2 separate regions of the Homo sapiens genome follow, and region 2 is linked to region 1. A link is an interaction called in ENCODE POLR2A ChIA-PET data of the cell type or tissue named here. Cell type or tissue: MCF 10A. All regions are shown on one strand. Each heading gives the region's core, and the rest is flanking DNA. Links, peaks and the distances in the headings are about the cores only. Region 1 holds the start of TRR-ACG1-1 (tRNA-Arg (anticodon ACG) 1-1). Region 2 holds the start of H4C5 (H4 clustered histone 5).

The links. ChIA-PET counts read pairs that join two places held together with the same protein. Peaks named below come from ENCODE experiments on the same cell type or tissue, not always from the same donor. Only the 100,000 strongest peaks of a DNase experiment are listed, where the experiment ranks them.
Region 2: POLR2A ChIA-PET joins it to region 1 with 21 read pairs; 24 of 35 experiments call an interaction of 5 or more read pairs at or near these places.

Annotation. Positions count from the first base shown.
Region 1 is chr6:26,327,664-26,333,046 of GRCh38, reverse strand. It overlaps TRR-ACG1-1 (tRNA-Arg (anticodon ACG) 1-1), which reads right to left and starts at 4,907; the gene lies at 4,835-4,907. TRX-CAT1-4 (tRNA-iMet (anticodon CAT) 1-4) reads left to right here and starts at 2,675; the gene lies at 2,675-2,746. TRW-CCA3-2 (tRNA-Trp (anticodon CCA) 3-2) reads left to right here and starts at 1,532; the gene lies at 1,532-1,603. It overlaps LOC101928743 (a long non-coding RNA gene), which reads left to right and starts at 1,089. Exons shown (of 3, transcript XR_241992.5): 1 at 1,089-1,320; 2 at 3,960-4,037. It also overlaps LOC124901288 and TRS-AGA2-1. RefSeq lists a silencer at 994-1,175. In MCF 10A, for the core only: no CTCF peak of the experiment used is centred there; DNase peaks (open chromatin) are centred at 1,536, 2,006, 2,666 and 4,906.
Region 2 is chr6:26,201,614-26,206,996 of GRCh38, reverse strand. H4C5 (H4 clustered histone 5) reads right to left here and starts at 2,387. Exons shown (of 1, transcript NM_003545.4): 1 at 1,976-2,387. The coding sequence starts at 2,352. The coding sequence ends at 2,041. It also overlaps the pseudogene RPS10P1. RefSeq lists enhancers at 650-749, 800-879, 2,200-2,339, 2,350-2,599. In MCF 10A, for the core only: no CTCF peak of the experiment used is centred there; DNase peaks (open chromatin) are centred at 946, 1,616 and 2,456.

The DNA.
Region 1 (5,383 bases), core at 57-5,056:
CCTGTCTCTGAAAACAAAAACAACAAAAAACAAAACAAAACAAAAACAAAAAACAAAGTAAGAATTTCACCAAACTTTATAGTGATACTAACATTTATTGAGAGCAATTGATGTGCCAGGCATCTTTCTAAGCATGTATAAACTCTTTTAGCGCACAATACGTAAATAAACTCACAACAGTCCTATGAGGTGGATATTATTATCACAATTTTATAGATGAGAAAAGTATGTATTTCAACTTTCAGTCAACAGCAGATCACACAGGATTCTCTGGTAACACCAAATCTGGAGTATCCTTTCATTCTGTAAGCTGCTGCAGATCCTCCTAAGCCCTCGGTTATTTATATTCTGAAACGCCCGTTCATTTCGTTGCCCACTGCTTCTGACTCCCAACGCACCCCTCACCCAAGCCCCCTAATCTCTTTCCACAACCCCGTAGAATGACCTTAGCTTGTTAACAGCCAAATAACAGCACACAACCTACCAAAGCTACTCTGATATCTACAGGTCAAACACAAACTCCTTCAATTTAGGATTTATGGTCCTTAACAATCGCCAGCTGGAGCCCTTGGGCTTTGGACAGTTTTTCAGAATTAAGACAGGGAAACCTTTCTCTAGTCCACAGCAAGGCGGGGGAAAAGGTGGGGCGGGGTGGGGCGAGGCGGGGGGTCCTTAATTTTCAGAGAAAGATGAGTGTTTTATAGCAGTGGACCACTTTTTGGAATATCTTTTCCTAAGAGTTCAAAGCGGCCCCTGCACTATTTGCGGAGATCGTCTGTATGTAAATTCGGGGTCCCCAGACAAACCCCGCTGACTTTAGAAAACTCCGATCTCTGGTTACCCAAGGCAGGTTCTTTAACCAGCCAAACAAAGCACAGTGCCAGAATAACCCACTTACTCCTGATGACAGGATTTCTTGTTCTTTTTAGGGTCAGTTTCAGGTCCAGCGATCTGATTTTGAAGAATTATCGGGGTGTGAAATCAACTCTCTCATCAGCTGAGAACGGAGGCTACAGGGAGGCGCCGTTATCTCTCAGAAAAGATGCAGCACAAACAACCTGCCAGCCCCCGCGTGAATTCGTTAACGGAAACACTGGTTGTGACCTGCAGTGAACTTTGGAAACGAATTTAAAACTCACCTTGATCAGAGTTCCTTAATGAGGAGTTGGGAGAGGAAGGATCCTCATTATTCCCTCTTCGCTACCTCCTCTCTACAACCCCATTCCAAAGCGACTGACCTTCAACAGAATGTATTTCTATAAAGATAAAAACAACGAAACTCCCAAGACGTCTATATTTGGAATATACAGGGAAAACTAGGTAAGAAACGGAATGAAATATAAACAAGAACAGGTGAAAATGAAGCAATTCAGAGGCAGAGAAAATCAGTGATTGGGCGGACAGCAATTTTACCGAGAGGGAAGCAGCTAGGCACTATTTTGTATCTGTTAATAGCTGCCTGGTCTTCACCAGTACCGAAATTATTTTCATGAATCAGATTGACAGGTAAATAAAACGTAGGTGTCCCGGAGACCTCGTGGCGCAACGGTAGCGCGTCTGACTCCAGATCAGAAGGTTGCGTGTTCAAATCACGTCGGGGTCAACAGTTTTTAGCTCGCTGGCTCAGATAACTGTATGGCGGGGAGTACATTACATATTACAGGGGGAAAAAAGTTGCTTTTCCTGCTTCTCTTAGGCACTTGTATACTCAGTTACTTTAGCCTCCTCAAAACTACCCCCTTCTCTTTTTTTAGTAGGAAGATATATACAGGAATATGTTATGGTATTTTGGGGCTTATTTCCGGGTTTATAGAGACGTTTTCACTCTTTTATTGCAAACATTCTGAATTATACTCTTCAGCAACTCATCCCTATTGTTAAACCCTCCTGGACTTCTCTCCATACTCACTCCCACGCCCGCGGCCTTATCTTTTCATCCATGTCTGTCTCTCCAACCTTCAGAAGCTTAGCAGATCTTCGCAGAGACGTAGTCTGGTTTGAGTGGATGACCTAAGCTTACCTGCTTCATATTTGGATCAGCTGTTCCAGGCTAAAGCGATTCCATTGAACTTCCCTGGATCTCTGCGATTTCCTCAACCCTCCCTGCAAATCACGGAAGAAGTCACTTGATTTCCAGAGGCAGAAAACCTGAATGCAGTTACTTTCTCAAATTCATACAGGGAATGAACCATTACATCAGAGAAGGCTAGCTATTCCGTGAACCCCCTTATAGTATTATCTGAAAATGTGCATGAATGTGCCGTTTTTTTCCCCACATGTGGCTCAAGACCCCCTACAGATTATGAATTAGCAAATTACAACATGGAAAAAAGGAAAAGTACGTTTATTTCTTCAGAAGTGTTTAAATTTTTATAACTTACAATGACTTTAAAACATGACATTTGAAATATTAGCAGATTTTCTCTTATGTATTTACTGTACACATTCACACAATACACAGTGACAAACATTACATCGGAGAAGTGTACCTAAAATAACCTTTTTCCTATTTCTTATTAACTCTTTTCTTAGTAGTAGTCTAAGCCTATGGCCATATTACGAACAGATTACTGCTCTGGAAAAAAAAAAAAGAGAGAAGACATAATTTTGAGATTTGGAAACTTGACACGCTAGAAAAAAGGTGACTATTAACTCTGGGACCTGTGACTCGCGTAGCAGAGTGGCGCAGCGGAAGCGTGCTGGGCCCATAACCCAGAGGTCGATGGATCGAAACCATCCTCTGCTAGGGAGCGTTTTGTGGATTTGTTTTTCCCCCTTCCAAAAATAGATCTACCTCATAGGAGGAGGAAATTGGTATAATTGTCATGGACACCGTAAGGGAACTTATTTTGATTTGCACCTCTCTCAGAGATCTATATCTCTGGTTGCAATACATTACTATCCTAATTAGATTAAAAATAACAAAAGCAGTAGTTTTAGCTTTGATTGTTTGAACAGTTAATAGATACCATGCACTATTCCAAGTTCTGAATCATTTATTCCTCGCAATTCTACGAAGTAAATACTTGCTATTACTCTTACTTTACAAATGAGACAAATTGGGGTTTGTCTGCAAGTTGGGGTTTGCAGAGGTTAACTAACTTGCCCAAAGTCATGCAGCTAGTAAATGGTAGAGCAAAGATAAAACTCTAAACCGCCGTTCTGCATAATTACAAACACTAATATTTACAGCAAACTTCAAAAGTTATTTCAGCTATTCCTTCCGAGTTTTATTAGTAGGACATGAACTCACCTAGTATTATTAAATCCCTAGTAAAATGAGAGGTACCATATGTGACATATAGTAACATGTCCAGATTTGAGCAGGCTGTAGGTGACACTTTTTTTCCTGTTCTTATTTTTCTGTTTACTCAAACTAATACAGATGCATAAGGAGACATGTTTAAAGTAGGATGAAATCTACAGACTGTGCAAAGCTTTTGAACTTTTGGAGAAATGTTTAGACAACTGACGAAATGCTTGGGGTTGAATTAATGAAAAGTGTCTAGAAGCTTAAGCAGTAAAACAACAAGAAAAGACAGTTATGTACTAATGCCGGGGAAAAATAAAAATTGCAAGGAAAGGAAAACTTAACAATGTATTTCTTTGCCCACTTGTTGAATTATGTTTATAAAGTTGTCATATTTTAAGCTACAAATATTAAAGTATCATGTATTGTGCTATAACCATATGAGAAGACTTAGAAAGGGAGCATGTGTGTGTCGGGGGTCCTGGGGTGTGAAGAAGAAAGTGAACCAGTTACTCCTCTTATATAAAGTCAACAGAAGGTCCATACAAACATATTATTTAGAGATATGTAGGTAAATAATTTTAAAATAAGCTATTTAAATGTTTAAAAAGTAGGCTTAACCACTCAGCCACGACTATAGGTGCCAAAAGTTTTCTTAAACGTCGTACATGTTATTATATGTCACATATTGTACCTCTCGCTTTACCAGGAATTTAATAGCTGAGTTCACGTCCTGCCAACAAAACTTAGAAGGAATCAACAAACTTCAAGTTCAGGCGCATATGTGGTAAGCTGAGAATGTTCTTTGGGTGTTTTCTATAATGCAAATCAGGAATATGTTTCAATAACTTTAAAAATTGCTAGAGGACAGGGAGCAGAGAAGAGACTTGATTTTTGTTTCAAGTGATTCTTGAAATTATGAGTATGCGAAAAGGATAGAAAAGAAACCAAAATTGTTTGCTATCTAGAAATTTTCTGTTTGTGAATTCTCAATCGTAACTCTCACAGAATGACACAAGGTTTTCCCAAACGGACGTGGTGGCTCACGCCTGTAATCTAGCACTTTGGGAGGGCGAGGCGGGCTGATCACTTGAGATCAGGAGTTCCAGACCAGCCTGGCCAACATGGCGAAACCTCCTCTCTATTAAAAATACAAAAATAATTAGCTGGGTGTCGTGGCACATGCCTGTAATCCCAGCTACTCTGGAGGCTGAGGCTAGGAGAATCGCTTGAACTCAGGAAGCAGAGGTTGCGGTGAGCTGAGATCGCGCCACTGCTCTGCAGCCTGGGCGACACAGTGATACATCTCAAAAAAAGAAAAAAAAATTCCCCTGTATTAAGTTTTATCAAGCAATGTGAAAATTGGTCAGTTCTGAAACTTATCAATTTAGTGATGTGATTTAAAAAAAAAAAACTCTTATGTATGTAAAACAATAGTGAACTGAAGCTGGAGTCTATATTATAAAAATTTTTGTCATCTTGTGTAATTCTTTTAAAAATTAAAATGATAAAATACATAAAATGTATATGAGTGCCCAGGGAAGGGGCATTTATGTAAACCTCAAAGTTTCCACTAAAGTCGAACGAGCCAGCCAGGAGTCGAACCTGGAATCTTCTGATCCGTAGTCAGACGCGTTATCCATTGCGCCACTGGCCCTCTGACGAACGAAGACAGGCGTTATACCTATAGAAAAAAACGTTTTGGGATTACCGCGTCCTCCTATACATGAATATATGAAATTTTATTTCTTTCTGATCATAAGGATTTTGAACCCAAAACCCTCCAATTAAAACAAAATATAGTTTTATTTGTTCCTTTGACTTGTTTTACTCATGAAGTATGATTCCTTCGTGGGTAATGAGAAATCCATCCTTGTGCACAATGATTCCTTCCTGAACAATGAAATATCCATTATGATGTAACTTGTAAAAGATCAGAGATAAGGTTTACTTTGGGCAATGAGAAATCCATTTTGAGGACCTCTGAGACATAAATTGAAATTGTCCTGCCCTGAATCCCCAAGAAATCCATTTTGATGTTAACTTGTAAAAGATCGAAAGCCTTTTTACACGTGAAATATCGATCGGTCGGATGAAACCTGCTTGAAGATGCAAAAACCCACTGCCGTAGTC
Region 2 (5,383 bases), core at 384-5,383, 130 kb after region 1:
TTGCTGTTGTTACATTAACATCCTCATAAAACTTTTTCTCCTCGAACTAGTGCCTTAGCACCAATAACATGATGCTTTTCATATATATGCACGAGCTCACACTTTTTAAAAATGACATTCAAAGTAACTATTTATTTTCCTGATTTCAAAGTATCAGCCTACGGACAACTTGCTGGCTAGAAGAAAAATCTGATTTTCAATGGAACTATCACCCTAAACCAACGGTTTTTTTTTTTTTTAATTTTTTTGGCAGTCTTTCTCTGTTGCCCAGGCTGGAGTGCAGTGGTACCACCTTGGCTCACTACAACCTCTTCCTCCTGGGTTCAAGCGATTCTCCTGCTTCAGCCTCCTGATTAATTGGGATTACAGGTGCCTGCCACCATGCCCAGTTAATTTTTTTATTTTTAATAGAGTCAGGTGTTCACCATGTTGGCCAGACTAGTCTTGAACTCCTGACCTCAGGTGATCGACCCACCTTGCCCTCCCAACGTGCTCGGAATAGAGGCATGAGCCACTGTGCCCAGCCCAAACTTGCGATTTTTCTATCACTTGGAATTTACATAAACCGGACATCATGTGTTTCTGATGTAGTGTACTATGTACATTACATCTGTAAACTGTTCCTGACAGGCATATTCACCCGATTTCAATTAAGTGTATGAAAGTCACTTGTACTTTACAGGACATGGGGAGTACAGAAGCCAAGTAAAACGATTAAGAATCAAGCCAATACAAAACAAAAGCAAAACAAAAACATTCTGTAAGTCTGGTCTCCGAGAAATCAATGTTCAAAAATGGGGAAGTAGGGGAGAGGAGCCTGTTTTAGATAAGAAAACTGGAGACACAACGGAAGTTATGGCTGGATCCTTCTTTAAACAAACCACATCTCCAAGACATCTGGGGCATAACTGTGGAATGACGACATATCTTTTTTGAACAATAGACAATGAGATCCAAGCAGGAAGTAACAAAGACTTTATTTTCAGAGGGAGAAGTAATCCCAGGATGGAATGAGCGCTCTGTGGCAGTGAAGGGGAGCTGGAATATATATATGCCTTACAGAGTCAACCTTACATACAGATTCAGTAGGTTTGGAAAAATTCTATGAGTATTCATGAGGGAGGAGATGAAATCACAAATCCGTCTCCCCGACCAAAATTGGGGGGCTTATGTAGCGAGAAGGGCGAGAAAACAGGAAATCAGGGAGGGATAAGGACGCAATCATGATGGATGAAACATAGGGAGTCTCACGGTCTCGATGCAAGTGATCTGGTGTTTCAGTTCCTGCCTCAGGCAGGAACATGAGTTCCTAAACATGAGTTCCTAAACATTTGTCTCATGTGAGATAAATGCTAAATTTCAAGCTTTAGGGTTTAAAGAGAGTCAAATTCTTTTATTCAAAAAACAGCAAATATCATAACTTCTAAGGGACAACTGGGTTGGCTTAATAGAATTCCGAAATGAATGCTTGCAACCTCTCCTTGCGTGAGCTTATCTACCCCAGGAACTTCTACACACCTAAACTCGGTCGTTAGGTTAAGTAATAGAAAACAGGCCGCTAGAATTTAAGGCCCACACTCCTTTCCAGGAAGATGATTGGTTGCGCTAATTCGCGGGTCCGGCCCATTGCCAGGCACCGGCTTTGTTCTTCGCTCTCCGCCATTTTGAGCGGTTACGCAGTGTCTTGCGGTTTTCCCACTTATGTCGAAAACCATGCATTTTTAGGTACTCAAAATAAAAGTGGTAAGGTAAACAGACACTATTACCCTAGCCTTTTCAGTGCAATCTAAGGCCCTACTACAATAAACATAAAAGGATCGTAGCCTAAAAAATCGTATGCCGAAACCCCAAATGTAATTTGGAACGAAAAAAAAAAAACGGCTGAAAAATATACGTACCTGTTGACAGGAACAATTAACTTATAAAGAGACCAACCAATCGTCTAACAAGTCATGAGCTCTTTTGCGGAAAACTGTGGGCGGCCCTGAAAAGGGCCTTTGATTTGGGAAGTCGAGATGCTGAGTCGTTTAAGCGGTAGCATTAGCCGCCGAAGCCGTAAAGAGTGCGTCCCTGTCTCTTCAGCGCGTAGACCACATCCATCGCTGTCACTGTCTTGCGTTTGGCGTGCTCCGTGTAAGTCACAGCATCACGAATCACGTTTTCCAGAAACACCTTCAGAACCCCGCGAGTCTCCTCGTAGATGAGACCAGAAATGCGCTTGACACCCCCGCGACGAGCAAGGCGCCGGATGGCAGGCTTGGTAATGCCCTGGATGTTATCTCGCAGGACCTTACGGTGACGCTTAGCGCCTCCTTTACCCAGTCCCTTTCCGCCTTTGCCGCGACCAGACATGACCAACACACCAACGAAAATAGCCGCAAAAATCTGAAAAACAAGCGACGGTAGTATTCTTATATGCCGGGAATTCGGACCTAAATGAAGACTGAAAACGCGCATACGGGAACTTTGGTGCTGCCTGCTGGCCCTACCCTTCACAGATCAGACTGGGATGACGTCACCAACGACTCCAGTTCCCGCCGGCAGAGTCCGCTCTCCATGGAGTCATCTCTGCAAGTCTTGCGTTCCCAAAGAGGAAATTTAGGCATATTTTAACAACTAAATGAGATTAAATACATTAACATGTTTAAAATCATTTGCTGCTTGGGATGCTCTAGGACGATTGAACAGGAGCTTTGGCTCACAAGACCGGAACTGCAGTAATCTCCTTCCATGAGGAGTTCAGCTTTGTCCCCATAGGCACGGTTCCTCTGGCATTTCTGCTGCTTGCTCTCTTGGGGACGGAACCCCCTTAGGAAGTGTTTGAAAACTGCAAGATCTCACCCTCTCCACCACCAAGCCAAGGGAAATCTGACCAAAAGGATTTTCCTCCCGAAGAGAAAAACACGGATAATTAGTGATCCCGCCGGGCGTTGTGGCTCACGCCTGTAATCCCAGCACTTTGGGAGGCTGAGGCGGGCGGATCACCTGAGGTCGGGAGTTCAATACCAGTCTCCAACACGGAAAAACCGCATCTCTACTAAGAATACAAAATTAGCCGGGCCTGGTGGCGCATACCTGTAATCCCAACTACTTAGGAGGCTGAGGTAGGAGAATCATTTGAACCCAGGAGGCAGAGGTTGCGGTGAGCCCGGATCACACCATTGCACTCCAGCCTGTGCAACAAGAGCGGAACTCCGTCTCAAAGAAAAGAAAAAAAAATTTTTGATCCCATGAATTCTGGTCCTCGCTGTGGACGCCCGTATTACATTTTTGGCTTATTTTTCTTTCTTCCCTGTTTATTAAAATTTATAATTATCATTTAAATATCTAGCCAACTCGCACATCTAAACCTAGAAACTCACTGGTGTGTTAATGTTTACTTCTCTATTGTTAGTTTTCTGTTCTCTTTGATGCTGGTAGCAGCCTTTATCACAAGAGAATTGGCAACGTGTAATGGGCCAAGTTATTAAATAGGCGACTTCCTACAGGCTTTTAAAATAAAAGGTGTTGGGACTCAGAAAACAATGCTACAAAATGAAGGCCTCCGTAGTAACTTTTTCTCCTTCTCCTACCTTCCTCTTTCTCCCTCCCATTCTTCCCCGAAGCTAGCTATAGGAACTAGACTGCTTCCTTCCCAAGATGGAACATATAAACCAAAGCTAGACTCAAAGCTAGCCATAAAACCTAAAAAATATGAATCCAACTTTCCTTCTGCCTTTTTGTGTAAAAACTGGCAGTAAAGAAATTGCCTGGCCTACCTCGTTTGATTGTAGGTCATAAGACCCCGATTCAAGAGAGGGCTTGTCCTATTCCCAGGAGGAGAGAATGCTGCCCAAGAAAGTCCAAGAATATAGACAGGCCTTGCTGGGCTATTATCATTAGCTCAGTCTATTAGCATTAGCTCGTACCCTTTGTGTCCAATCATATTTCTACACAGCTGTCCCTACTTTGTTGAATCTAAGCATAAAAATGTATGATTTCCCCTGTATCTTTGAGTCTTCAGTTCGAAGGCTACTGGGTACATGTTAGTTAATTTGTATGCCCTGCTAGGCATGCAAATGTTAGGACTTCTACTGTGAAAAGAAATCAAATATGTAGAAACTAAACAAAAAGGAACTGTAAATTGCTGCTGTTAAAATGCCAGCAATATCAAAACTCTGTGAGACTGTGATATTTAGGAAGAATTTACATGCTTCTATAATAATTTTAATAGTATTTACATATTTGTATTATATATATAAAATTGTAATTTAATAGAACATTAGTTAATACATTACTGAATTTTTTTTTTTTAAGTTTTTTCGGCTGTAAGTTTATTCAATGCAAAACAATCCTCTCCAGTTTTACTGAGGTGGCTGACCAGGCCCACGACCAAATCTGCCTCTAAACTGGAATTCGGTTGTTGACCCAGCCCCAGCCTTGGCTTTCTTGTCAGCACCAGGGGACACAGCACTCCGTCTGTAGGTATCTCTGTCGGCTTCCCCTCTTGTGAGTCTTGCAGGTTGCTCACCCTCCAGACCTTCAGGCGGAGGCCTGCCAGTCTCTGGACGGCTGTGGTGTAGGGTGGCAGGCACAATCTCTGTGGGCAGATGAAGGTAATTACAGAGATACTGGATGCCCTCATTGGTAAGGTACCACTAGAAATGTCTCCAGGCAAACTGTTCCTTCAAGTAGCCCTGGGACTTGAGAGACTGCATGGCCTTCATGACACGAAGGTTGGGCACATTCTTGTCTGCCATTTCTAGGTGCTTAGGCATATGGACATCCTTCTTGGCCACCATGACTCCCTCCTTAAAAAGGAGTTCATAAATGGCAATCCAGTTCTTCTTACGCATCAACATCTCAGCAGCTGTAGGGTCCCGGGCTGGGGCTGGTACATTACTCAGTCTTTAAACTTGCATGGGTGTATTGGTTTCCTATTGCTGGTTTGAAAATTTATCACATTTTATGATTAAAAAATACAAATTTGTAATTATATAGTTTTAAAAATTGGGACTCAGTCACAGATCTTACTGAGCAAAAGTGTCAAGGTGTTGGCTTGATATTAAGTAAAGAAATAAAGAGCCTGTATCTTTTCCCTTGCCTTTTTAACTGATAGATGCCACTCTCTCCTTAGATCATGGTCCTTTTCTTTCATTTTCAAAGTCTGCAATTTATGGCCAAATTTTTCTCATGCTGCCATATCTCTAGTTCTCTATTCCAATTCCCTCTTCCACTTTTAAGAATCTTTGTAATTATATTGGGCTAATTCATAACATGCAATATAATCTCCTTACTTTAAGGTCAGCCAATTAGTAGCCTTAATTCCATGGAAACCTTAGTTGCCCTTTGTCATGTTACCTAACAAAGACTCCAGGAATTTGCAGACTCCAGGGATTAGGAT